Regions from separate parts of the Homo sapiens genome. Here region 2 is linked to region 1. The links are chromatin loops, found by intact Hi-C in ENCODE. Cell type or tissue: CD4-positive, alpha-beta T cell. All regions are shown on one strand. Links, peaks and the distances in the headings refer to the core of each region. The heading gives the core; the rest is flanking DNA.

Region 1 (5,393 bases), core at 123-5,122:
ATCCTATAAAACGGCCCCACCCTTATCTCCCTTCGCTGACTCTCTTTTCGGACTCAGCCTGCCTGCACCCAGGTGATTAAAAGCTTTATTGCTCACACAAAGCCTGTTTGGTGGTCTCTTCACAGGGACGTGCATGAAAGTTAGGGGTAGAAGAAAAGATGGATTGAGGTTGTCCTCAGACTTTCCATGGTATCTGAGCTGTTTTCCTCTTCCGGAATTGTGTCTCATATGAAGTTCCTCTTCATTTGAGGTATAAATAATTCCTGTGTTGAGTGCTCTTATACTTTGGCCCATTTATTTATCACCTACCGAGGAGATAACACATCTCTGTCAACTCTGTTTTCTATTACTTTTTTCCTGTGCTCAAGTAATCCTCCTGCTTCAGCCTCCCAAGTAGCTGGGACTACAGGTGCATGCCACTGTACCTGTCCTTGTTTTCCCTTTCCTTGTTTCACCAGTTTTCCCATCATGTTACCATTTTCTGTAGCGATTGTTTTATCTTTCCATTCTGCATGCTCCTTTTCAAAGTGACTTTGCTGCTCCCCCATCAACAGGCAGAGCCTGTTTCCACATCCTCTGAATGTAGGCTAGCCTTGGGACTAGCTTTGGCAAATAGAATGTGGCAGAAGTGACATTTTGCATTTTATAAGGCATCCTTAGGAGGTTTGCAGCTTCTGCTTTAGGTTCCGAAAATGGAGCTCCTACCACTATGAAAAAAAGCTCAGGTTAAACTACTTGAATGATGAGAGACTATCCAGTAGAGAGGTCCAGGCTCACAGCCAGCACCAAGTTCTCATATGAGAGAGTAAGGCCATTTTATGCTCTCCAGTCCCAATAGAGCTACCAGATGACTGCTGCGGCACAAGTGACCCCAGAAAAGCCCATAAGAAAAACAACCTATATGAGCCCAGACAAGCCACAGAATCGTGAAAAATAGGAAATTGTGAAAAGCCAATAAATCGACATATGATTTGTTATGCAGCATTAGCTAAATAAGACAACTGATTTCCATCCCAAAGTAGTCAGGAAAAGGAATAGGTAAACCTATATAGTCAATTTGCTTTTCCTCATATTTGAGGGAATTAGTGAGAAAAATCAGGGTTCTGAAAAGCTGGGGGGCAGAGTTCAGAGACAATTCTGGCTCTGCTTGTCACATTCAGAATCTCCTGTTTATTTCAGGAGGTTTAGATGTTTCTCTAATTAAGAGGGAGTATAAGCCACTCTTCTGCTATGCTCATTCTTATAATACAATGTGTCATTTTAAACCCACTTTGGCCTCTCTCCCTTTGATTGGATGAACCTAATTATGGTTTGCTTGGGGAAACTTGGCTTGAGGCTGTGGTTCTCTACCATTACTGTCTATAAAACTCAGTAAACCCTACTGACAGGTAGAATCCTGCCCATCACTCTCACGACAGTCTGTAGCTCTTCCTTATAAATACACATTAGGTAATTCTGAGGCTAGTGGTCTACACTTTGTGAAATACAATTGACATAAATCTAACATTTCAGAGAATAATAGGTCCAGTTTTACCTCTTTCCATCAGTTGTTTGTGAAGTTAATAATTGAGACACAGCCTAAGCCCGAAAGCAAGACTCCATGTCTACAAAAGATACAAAAGCAAATTAGCCATACATAGTGGTGTGCACCTGTAGTCCCAGTTACTCAGGAGGCTGAGGTGGGAGGATCCCTTGAGCCCAGCAGTTTGAGGCTGCAGTGAGCCATGATCATACCACTGTACTCCAGTTTGGGCAACAGAGTGAGACCCTGTCTCAAAAAAATAAAGAATTGGAGGCTGGGCATGGTGGCTCTTGCCTGTAATCCCAGCACTTTGGGAGGCCGAGGTGGGTGGATCATCTGAGGTTGGGAGTTCGAGACCAGCCTGACCAACATGGAGAAACCCCATCTGTACTAAAAATACAAAATTAGCCGGGTGTGGTGGCACATGCCTGTAATCCCAACTACTTGGGAGGCTTAGGCAGGAGAATCGCTTGAACTTGGGAGGAGGAGGTTGCAGTGAGACAAGATCACACCACTGCACTCCAGCCTGGGCAAAAAGAGTGAAACTGTCTCAAAAAAAAAAAAAAAAAGAATTGGGGCAAAAGTCGTTTGGGTGTGCATATTGATTCCATACTTCAAAGGACGTAGTAGATGCATACCCATGTTCACAGCATTGTTCACAGTAGCCAGGGGGTGGAGACAACCCAAGTGGCCATTGACAGATAAATGAATACATAAAATGTGGGATATTTATGGAATATTATTCAGCCTTAAAAAAGAAGGAAGATCTCACATATGCTACAACATAGATGAACCTTGAGGACATTATGCTAAGTAAAATCAGCCATTCACAAGAAAGACAATGTATGATTCCACTTATATAAGGCATCCAAAGATCTCAAATTTCTAGAATGGAAAGTGGAATGGTGCTTACGAGGAGCTGGGAGAATGGAGAGTTGTTTAATGGGTGTAGATTTTCACTTTTACAAGAGATCTGTTTTCTAGGGATCTGTTGCACAACAATGTGTTAACACCACTAAACCACATAATTACAAGTGTTTAACATGGTAAATTTTATGTTATGTGGGTTTTTTAAAAATTGTGGTTAACCACAATTTTTTTTTTTTAATGAGGAGGAAGAAGAGGACGTGTTGACAGCATAAATGGTAAATCCTGATTGTAGATGGAGAATTTACAAGTTTGTTATGACTATGTTTCACAGCAATACTAAAAACAACAACAATAAATACAGTTGTCACTTTAGAAACATTGTTAACTCTATACATCAGATAAAATTGAACATAGGAAACTCCTACAGCTGCAGAGTAGCATATAGTTAGAGGCCATCTCTAAAGAGTTGCTCTCCCCCTGCTGGCAAGTCTTGGAATTGTTCAGTTTGGGGAAGGAACCAGGACAGCTAGAGAGAGAACGTTCTCAGTAAGATGCTCTTGTCATTAAAATGTAGGTGCTTTCATTCATCAAAATATTTCCTAGAAAGACACCAAACTCCCATAGCTATTATCTGAAGTTATTCACTTTTACATTCTTCCATTTATTTCTTTTAAATATTTTAATTGACAAATGACAGATTGTATATATTTATGGTGTACAATGTAAAGTTTCGATATGTGTATACATTGTGGAATGATTAAATCCAATTCTTCCACTTCTTAAAATGAATGTACAACTTATTTGACTATAGCTCATTCATTCACCAACCTGTATTTAACTCTTAATATGCATTGTTGTGCCAAACACTGGGATTTCAAAGATGACATTGGTGTGGACCCAGGTTTGATATCTGATAGAGGGATATAGACATGTAAATCATTAAATCAAATTTAGTAAAGAGTTGTAAGTGTAATAGAAACCATCTGTGTACTACAGTATAAGAATTACGGCATAAAGAAAGCAGTAAAGAGATTCAGCAGGAGTATAATTAATATATTGGATTCCTGTCTTTTTTTTAAATTAATTATTTCTTTTTTTTTTTTTTTTTTGAGACTGAGTCTCGCTCTGTTGCCCAGGCTGGAGTGCAGTGGCACGTCGGGTCACTGCAAACCTCCCGCTCCTGGGTTCAAGCGATTCTCCTGCCTCAGTCTCCTGAGTAGCTGGGATTACAGGCATGAACCACCACGCCCGGACTTCCTGCCCTTTGAATTTACCAAGAAGAGGTAATTCGATCATGCATAGCACACAAATATATTAATTGTCAAAGCGCATCCTCTCTCTATTCTTGTGAGTTGGATTTTTTTTTAAAAAAGACTTTCATTTTGAAATAATTACAAATTCACAGGAAATTGCAGAGATGGATAGTACAGAGGTTCTGTGTATCCTTTACCTGGTTTCCCCAGTGATTACATCATCAAAACCAAGGAGTTGATTGACAATGATAAAAAGCATGTGCATAATTCTATGTCCTTTTACCATATGTTTAGATTTGATAAGCACCACTTCAATCAAGATATATAACTATTTCATTACCACAGGGATCTTCCAGGGCTACCGCTTTACAATACTACTAACCTCCTCCCTCTAGCATCGTTAAACCCTGGCAACTGTTCATCTATTAAAGGATGACATTGGCACTGGAGATGACATCTAATAAAGAGACACAGAGAAGTAAATCATGCAAATCTAATGCAGAGAATAAACTAAGCTTGTAACCTGTAATAGCTTGTAGCTTCAATGTTATATAAATGAAATCATTCAGTATGTGACCCTTTGAGATTGGCTTTATTCCCCCCAATTAGTGCACTTTCCTGTAATCAAGCCAAGTTGCTGTGTATCAATAGTTTATTGCTTTTTTACTGCCGAGTTATATTTCTAGTTTGGAGGTACACAGTTTGCTGAATCACTCACCTATTGTAGGACATTTTCAGTTATTTCCAGTTCTTATCTGTTACATATAACACTGCTATGAACAACTATATGCAGGTTCTTTTATGGACTTAAAGTTGCATTTCTCTGAGTTAAATGTCCAGGAGGATGATTGCTAGGTTGATTAGTAAGTGAATGTTTATTTCTTTTTGAGAAACTGCCAAACAGTTTTTCAGAGTGGCCATAACACTTAACATCACCACCCGCGATGTGTGAAACATCTAGTGTTTCCATATTCTTACAGGCATTATTTTTCATTATTGTCATTATTTTTCATTGATTTGATTTAATAGGCATGCAGTGATAGCTCATAGTGATCCTAATTTGCATTTCACAATTGGATTAGGTGTTGCATATGTTTTCATGTGCTTATTTGACATTTATGTATGCTTTCTGGTGAAATACTTCATCACGTCTTTTGCCATTTTCTAAGTGAATAGTTTAACTTTTTACTGTTGCAGATTGAGAGTGTTTATGAATTCTAGACATGACTCCTTTATCAGATATGTGGTTTGCAAATATTTCCTCTTAGTCTGCGGCTTGTATTTTCACATCTTTACTGGGTCTTCTGCAGGACAAACACTTTTAATTTGGATGAAGTTTAATTTATCATTTTTTTTTTCTTTTATGAAGCATGCTTTTGGTGTCATGTCTAAGAACTCTTCGTCAAACCCCAGGTCCTGAAAATGTTTGTCTATGATTTCTTCTAAAGTTTTATAGTTTACATTTTACTTTAAAATCTATGATTCAAAAATTTGAGTTAATTTTTATATAATGTGTGAGATTTAGGTCAAGGTTCACATTTTTACTTATGAATATACAATAGCTGCAGGACCGTATATTGAAAAGGCTATCTTTCCTCCATTGCAATGCTTTTTGACCTTTGTTAAGACTCAGTTCAGTGTATTTTCTTAGGTGTACTTCTGGGTTCTTTATCCTGTTCTATTGATTTATGTCACTGTCCCTCCATCAGTACCATGTAACCTGTTTACTGTGTCGGCAAAGTAAGTCT
Region 2 (5,393 bases), core at 255-5,254, 220 kb before region 1:
AAAATATACCAAAATAGGCAAGAAAAAACTGGCAAAAATATGTTTGCAATATATACTTTTGTTTTTCTTCTTTCATTCTATAAACTCTCCTTGCTCTCCCATTGTCTATATTTTGTTTAAATTTTGTTTGTGTAAATTATGTGCTTCATAGTTTCTCTTATTTTTCTTATCTAAATTGACCCTGAGATAATAGTGACACACACTTGTTAATATATATGATATATTGTGGTTTAAAATAAATGAGAAAATGAGGAAATAGGAAAAATTTCGTTTCCTTTGTTTATGGTTTTTCTTCTTGTTTCTCAAAATGGTCATGAGGGAAAGTTCCTTTGTAGTTCTATTTCTCATTACCTCATTTTTCTTTTACATAAATAGATACCAATGTGATTTGCATTTCTACAATTTTAAAATATGCCATACAGTCATAATTGTTAAAGAAACAAAATTTTACTCCAATTTGTAAGGAAACCATGATTGTTTTACAAATAGGGAGACTATAATAGGTTTCAAAAGCCATTGACTTGATCGGAAAACTAAGCAAATGTAGGTTATTTAAAAGATAAATTGAGTCTGTTGGAAAGTACTTTTTTGTGCAATTAAACTACTTTTTAATTTTTTTACTCATATCTACTAATATGGTATATATATTTATATGTAATTTAGACTCAAAAGTTGTCATTATCACTCTAAATCTAGATGTCTGTCCATTTTCTGTTAAAAAAGAGGGTAATTCATAGTGGTTTAATATATATATAATATATGGTTATATATATTACATATAATATATAACCATATATAGTATATATTATATGGCTATATTATATATGATATATGATATATGGTTATATATGATATATGGTTATATATGATATAATATGTAGTTATATATGATATATGATATATGATATGATATGTATATATGATATGATATATATGATATGTGATATATATGATATATAGTTATATATTATACACTATATATGATATATAGTTATATATTATACACTATATATGATATATAGTTATATATTATACACTATATATGATATATAGTTATATATTATACAACTATATATGATACAGTTATATATAATATATATGGTTATATATGATATATAGTTATATATAATATATATGTTTATATATTATATATTATATATGGTTATATATTATATATTATATATTATATATATGGTTATATACACACACACACACACACCCCCAGGAATAAAAACTGAAAACATTAACTCATAATTTAAATCAGATTTTTTATTTTTTTGAGAGAGTCTCACTCTATGGCCCAGGCTGGAGTGCAATGGGGTGATCTTGGCTCACTGCAACCTCCACCTCCTGGGTTAAATCAGATTTTTAATTGCAACCTGATTATCATTGCAACGGCAAAACTAATAACTAGGGGGATCTGACTACATTGATAATAGGTTTAATATTCCTATTGTATTAGCCAAGCTGAAATCCCCTTACTTTTAAAAGGTGCTTCATAAATTGATGTAGAAGATGAACTTTTAAAATTAATTTGCATATCTTATGTATCATAAAGAAATATTTACTTGCTTTTCAGTGCCGAAAACCTGATCAGCATTTCAAGCCCTATTTGACTCCTGATTTGCCAAAGCGACTGCACTATGCCAAGAACGTCAGAATCGACAAAGTTCATCTCTTTGTGGATCAACAGTGGCTGGCTGTTAGGTTCGTGTATCTGTTTACTTATCTCATAATGCCTTTAATAACCATTTGTCATTATAAGTCTACTTAACCTTACCCTGCTATTATCATCACTGTGAATTTTCCTGAGCATTGACATTTTCTGGCCTTTTTGTATGCTATTTAGCAGTTCTGCATTTGAAGTGATCGTTATTAGATTGCTGATTTTAGCATCCTTATCTTAACAATATAGATGAGAATGAGGAGTAAGGCTAAGAGTGTGCCCAGGGACTGTAAGTGCCAGCACCTTCCTACCCCCACTATGCTGTCCATTAAGGCAGCAGACAGATGATATCAGCTGTCTTTCAGCCTGATAATGAGTGATTGATTACACAACTCTTTAAGACCTTTGTCATCTTTGTGGTTTTTATAAAAGAGCACATATAGGGCTGTAAGACCAAGCTAATGAATTAGTTGTAACATTTATTTCTTATTACTATTTATAATGGTAATTTATGTTGATTATTGAAACATTTGCAAAATTTAAATGTGCTTAGAGAAAACAGAAACCACTTTTGACTTTGTGCATGCTATTTAGCAGTTCTACATTTCAAGTGATTGTTATTAGACATTATGACTCACTCCATCTTAAATAACCAATTAATCCATTGATTCAACGTTTTATTTTATGCTTGCCATGTATGCACCAGGCCCTGTTCTAGGCATTTGAGATACAGATCTGTCTCCTGCTCTCATGTACTGTAGTGGAGAAAACTGAAAATAAGCCAGTAAACAAATAAATATACACTTTGTGATAGCTGATAATTCCTATTTTTGTATTTCATACCAGCACTTTTTTCCTTATGCATAAGTAGATGTAAAAAGTATCTGGACTTTATGGCATTTTTCTAGCCTATTTAATATGTATGAATGTAATGCCAGGGGGATAGAATGACAATGGCAATACAGTGGCTAAGAGATATGTTTGACAAAGAAAAAGGAGATGACACTTTGGGAGGCCAATGCGGGCAGGTCACTTGAGGCCAGGAGTTCGAGACCAGCCTGGCCAACGTGAAGAAAAATACAAAAAATTAATAAAAATACAAAAATTAGCCAGGCATGGTAGCACCTGTAATCCAAGCTACTGGAGAGGCTGAGGCAGGAGAATTGCTTGAACCCGGGAGGCGGAGGTTGCAGTGAGCCAAGATCGCACCACTGCACTCCAGCCTAGGCGACAGATCAAATTAGTATTTGATTCCATCAAAAAAAAAAAAAAAGGAAAGAAAGGAAAAGAAAGGAAAAGGAGATGAAAGAACACAAGGGACAAGGGACAAGGGAATTAGGCTCCAACATTCAGGATCAGGAACTGGGGATTTGGCTAAGCCTATTCTGTAAGATAACCTGGAAACCCCTGTTGGGCCTGAGAGTGCAGTTTCACACTGGTTCACTAGATGGTGCTGACCCCTCTCTTTGGGATCGAAGTTTATTAGCCCTTTGTGTAGATGGGTGGCTGTACTGTGGCTCAGGACATTCTCTAGAAAGTATTTTCCTTAAATATGTGAACAAAATTAAGCTCTACTAATATTAAGTACATACAACTGTTAGTAATTTAGGTATGTAATATATAAATAAATATATGTCCAAGTTGGGGTACATTCTCCAGATATTTACTGTTAAAAGTCTAACACCAAACAAGTTAGGTCACTGGTACAGAAGGAGAAAGAGCTGTAAAGTGAGAGCTCGCCCACCCAAATACCTCTGGGTATCATGTATTAATACTCAATCTCAAATGGTGAGCTGTTTATTCTTTTAAAAACCAGCACTGAAATGTTAAAAGAACTGCAACCCAAGAGTTCATGGCCAGGCTCCCCACATAGCTAGGTTGTGGGAACTTGGAAAAATTAATATCTTAGAGTCTAATTTTTCTCATCTGTAACACAAGATTAGCCTAGTTTTATTATTTTCTTGCCATTAACATACAAAGTAAACTAACTTACATCAAAGGAAATTTTGAATACAGCCTTAACAAGAGAGCAAGTGAAGAATCTAATCTGGGCCAGGCACGGTGGCTCACGCCTGTAATCCCAGCTCTTTGGGAGGCTGAGGCGGGCAGATCACAAGGTTAGGAGTTTGAGATCAGCCTGGCCAACATGGTGAAACCCCATCTCTACTAAAAAAATACAAAAATTGGCCAGGCATGGTGGCGTGTACCTGTAATCCCAGCTACTCGGGAGGCTGAGGCAAGATAATTGCTTGAACCTGGGAGGCGGAGGTTGCAGTGAGCCAAGATCGCACCACTGCACTCCAGCCTGGGCAACAGAGCAAGACTCTGTCTCAAAAAAAAAAGAGAATCTAATCTGATTAAATCCTGGGTTCACTCTCTCCAACTCTTAAAACACAAGCCTCCAGCTACTTATTTTCTAGTGAAAGTACATCATTTTTAGTAATAATGTGCATCATTTGATAATTAGGTTAGGTCCCCTTTGTACAATTAAAGCAAATTTCAACAGTTTGTATAATCCATTTTCATCATCATCATCTTTATTTTACCTAAAATGTGTTAGATCTTACTAATTTGGGGAAACCTGATGTTTTGATATAGTAGAAGTATTAAGTGCTTTTTTAAAAGAACATGAATGTTAGCTTTTAATTTTGGATCAGCAACTGACAAATAAATTTCAGGCACCTTTTTAAGAACTAGAGATAACCAACAAAGTACCTGACCAAAGGATCTTTGCCCAGGTAGGAAGATAACAGCTATAATCAGATGGGATAACTATTGCACTAGAACCACGTACAAGGCTCAAGGAAGCAAAAATTACAGACCCAGGTGTGAATGTCAAGGAGCATCAGAGAATGCTTCCTGGTAGGGGTGGTTGCTGATCGGGGTTTGGAAGACTTATGATGGGATAGGATACGTGTTGCCATACAGCAGGTCTGCCCTGTGCAGTCTGTCGGTTGTACAGTGGCATCCTGCCAACAAGGTGAGTGGGAGTGGAAATGGAATCTTTGCTCAGCTCACCAAGCCTTAACAGGGGCTGCATTGGCAGGAGGAAGGGGATTCGTTTTTTGTGGTTGTTGTTGTTGTTGTTTTTGCCAAAAGTGCCATCTGCTTGCCAAGCCTTGAACACTGCCAGGCCGCGTCCTTCAAAGGCACCTTTTTTTCTCTCAATGATCTACCCAGAGCACCTTTTTTTTTTTTTTTTTTGAAATGGAGTCTCGCTCTGTCGCCCAGGCTGGAGTGCAGTGGCGCGATCTCGGCTCATTGCAAGCTCCGCCTCCCAGGTTCATGCCATTCTCCTGCCTCAGCCTCCTGAGTAGCTGGGACTACAGGCACCCACCACCACACCCAGCTAATTTTTTGTATTTCTAGTAGAGACGAGGTTTCACCATGTTAGCCAGGATGGTCTCAATCTCCTGACCTCATGATCCGCCCTCCTTGGTCTCCCAGTGCCGGGATTACAGGCGTGAGCCACCGTGCCGGCCTGAGCACCTTTTTAAAGCCAGCAGTAGCTCTAGGGCAAGGAAGGGTAAAGAGAAGGAGGCAGGTTTCCAGATGGAAGAACTAGATTCCTGCAGTTGCAAGTAGTTCTGCATTGCTGGAGCACTGAGTGTATGAAGCCATCATGTGTACAAAGGACCTTGTCTGAAATGACTAAGGAGTGTGACTTTGATCTTGAAGAAAGTAGGCTGTTGGTAGATACAGGTGGCTTGAGGTGAATATAGGGATA

What was found. Hi-C counts contacts between places; a loop is a spot of excess contacts. Peaks named below come from ENCODE experiments on the same cell type or tissue, not always from the same donor. Only the 100,000 strongest peaks of a DNase experiment are listed, where the experiment ranks them.
Region 2: it touches region 1 in a loop (6-fold over the local background); 81 of 110 quality-filtered maps call a loop at or near these places.

What each region holds. Positions count from the first base shown.
Region 1 is chr6:131,907,281-131,912,673 of GRCh38, forward strand. The region is part of intron 2 of CCN2-AS1 (CCN2 antisense RNA 1); the gene reads left to right. Among named protein-coding and RNA genes, the nearest start is that of CCN2-AS1, 8.0 kb to the left of the region's middle. RefSeq lists enhancers at 1-125, 126-652 and a silencer at 2,689-2,983. In CD4-positive, alpha-beta T cell, for the core only: CTCF peaks have their summits at 2,883 (motif pointing left) and 3,085; a DNase peak (open chromatin) is centred at 2,861.
Region 2 is chr6:131,691,918-131,697,310 of GRCh38, forward strand. ENPP3 (ectonucleotide pyrophosphatase/phosphodiesterase 3) reads left to right here. Exons shown (of 25, transcript NM_005021.5): 15 at 1,580-1,707. Among named protein-coding and RNA genes, the nearest start is that of OR2A4, 6.8 kb to the right of the region's middle. In CD4-positive, alpha-beta T cell, for the core only: no CTCF peak of the experiment used is centred there; a DNase peak (open chromatin) is centred at 3,114.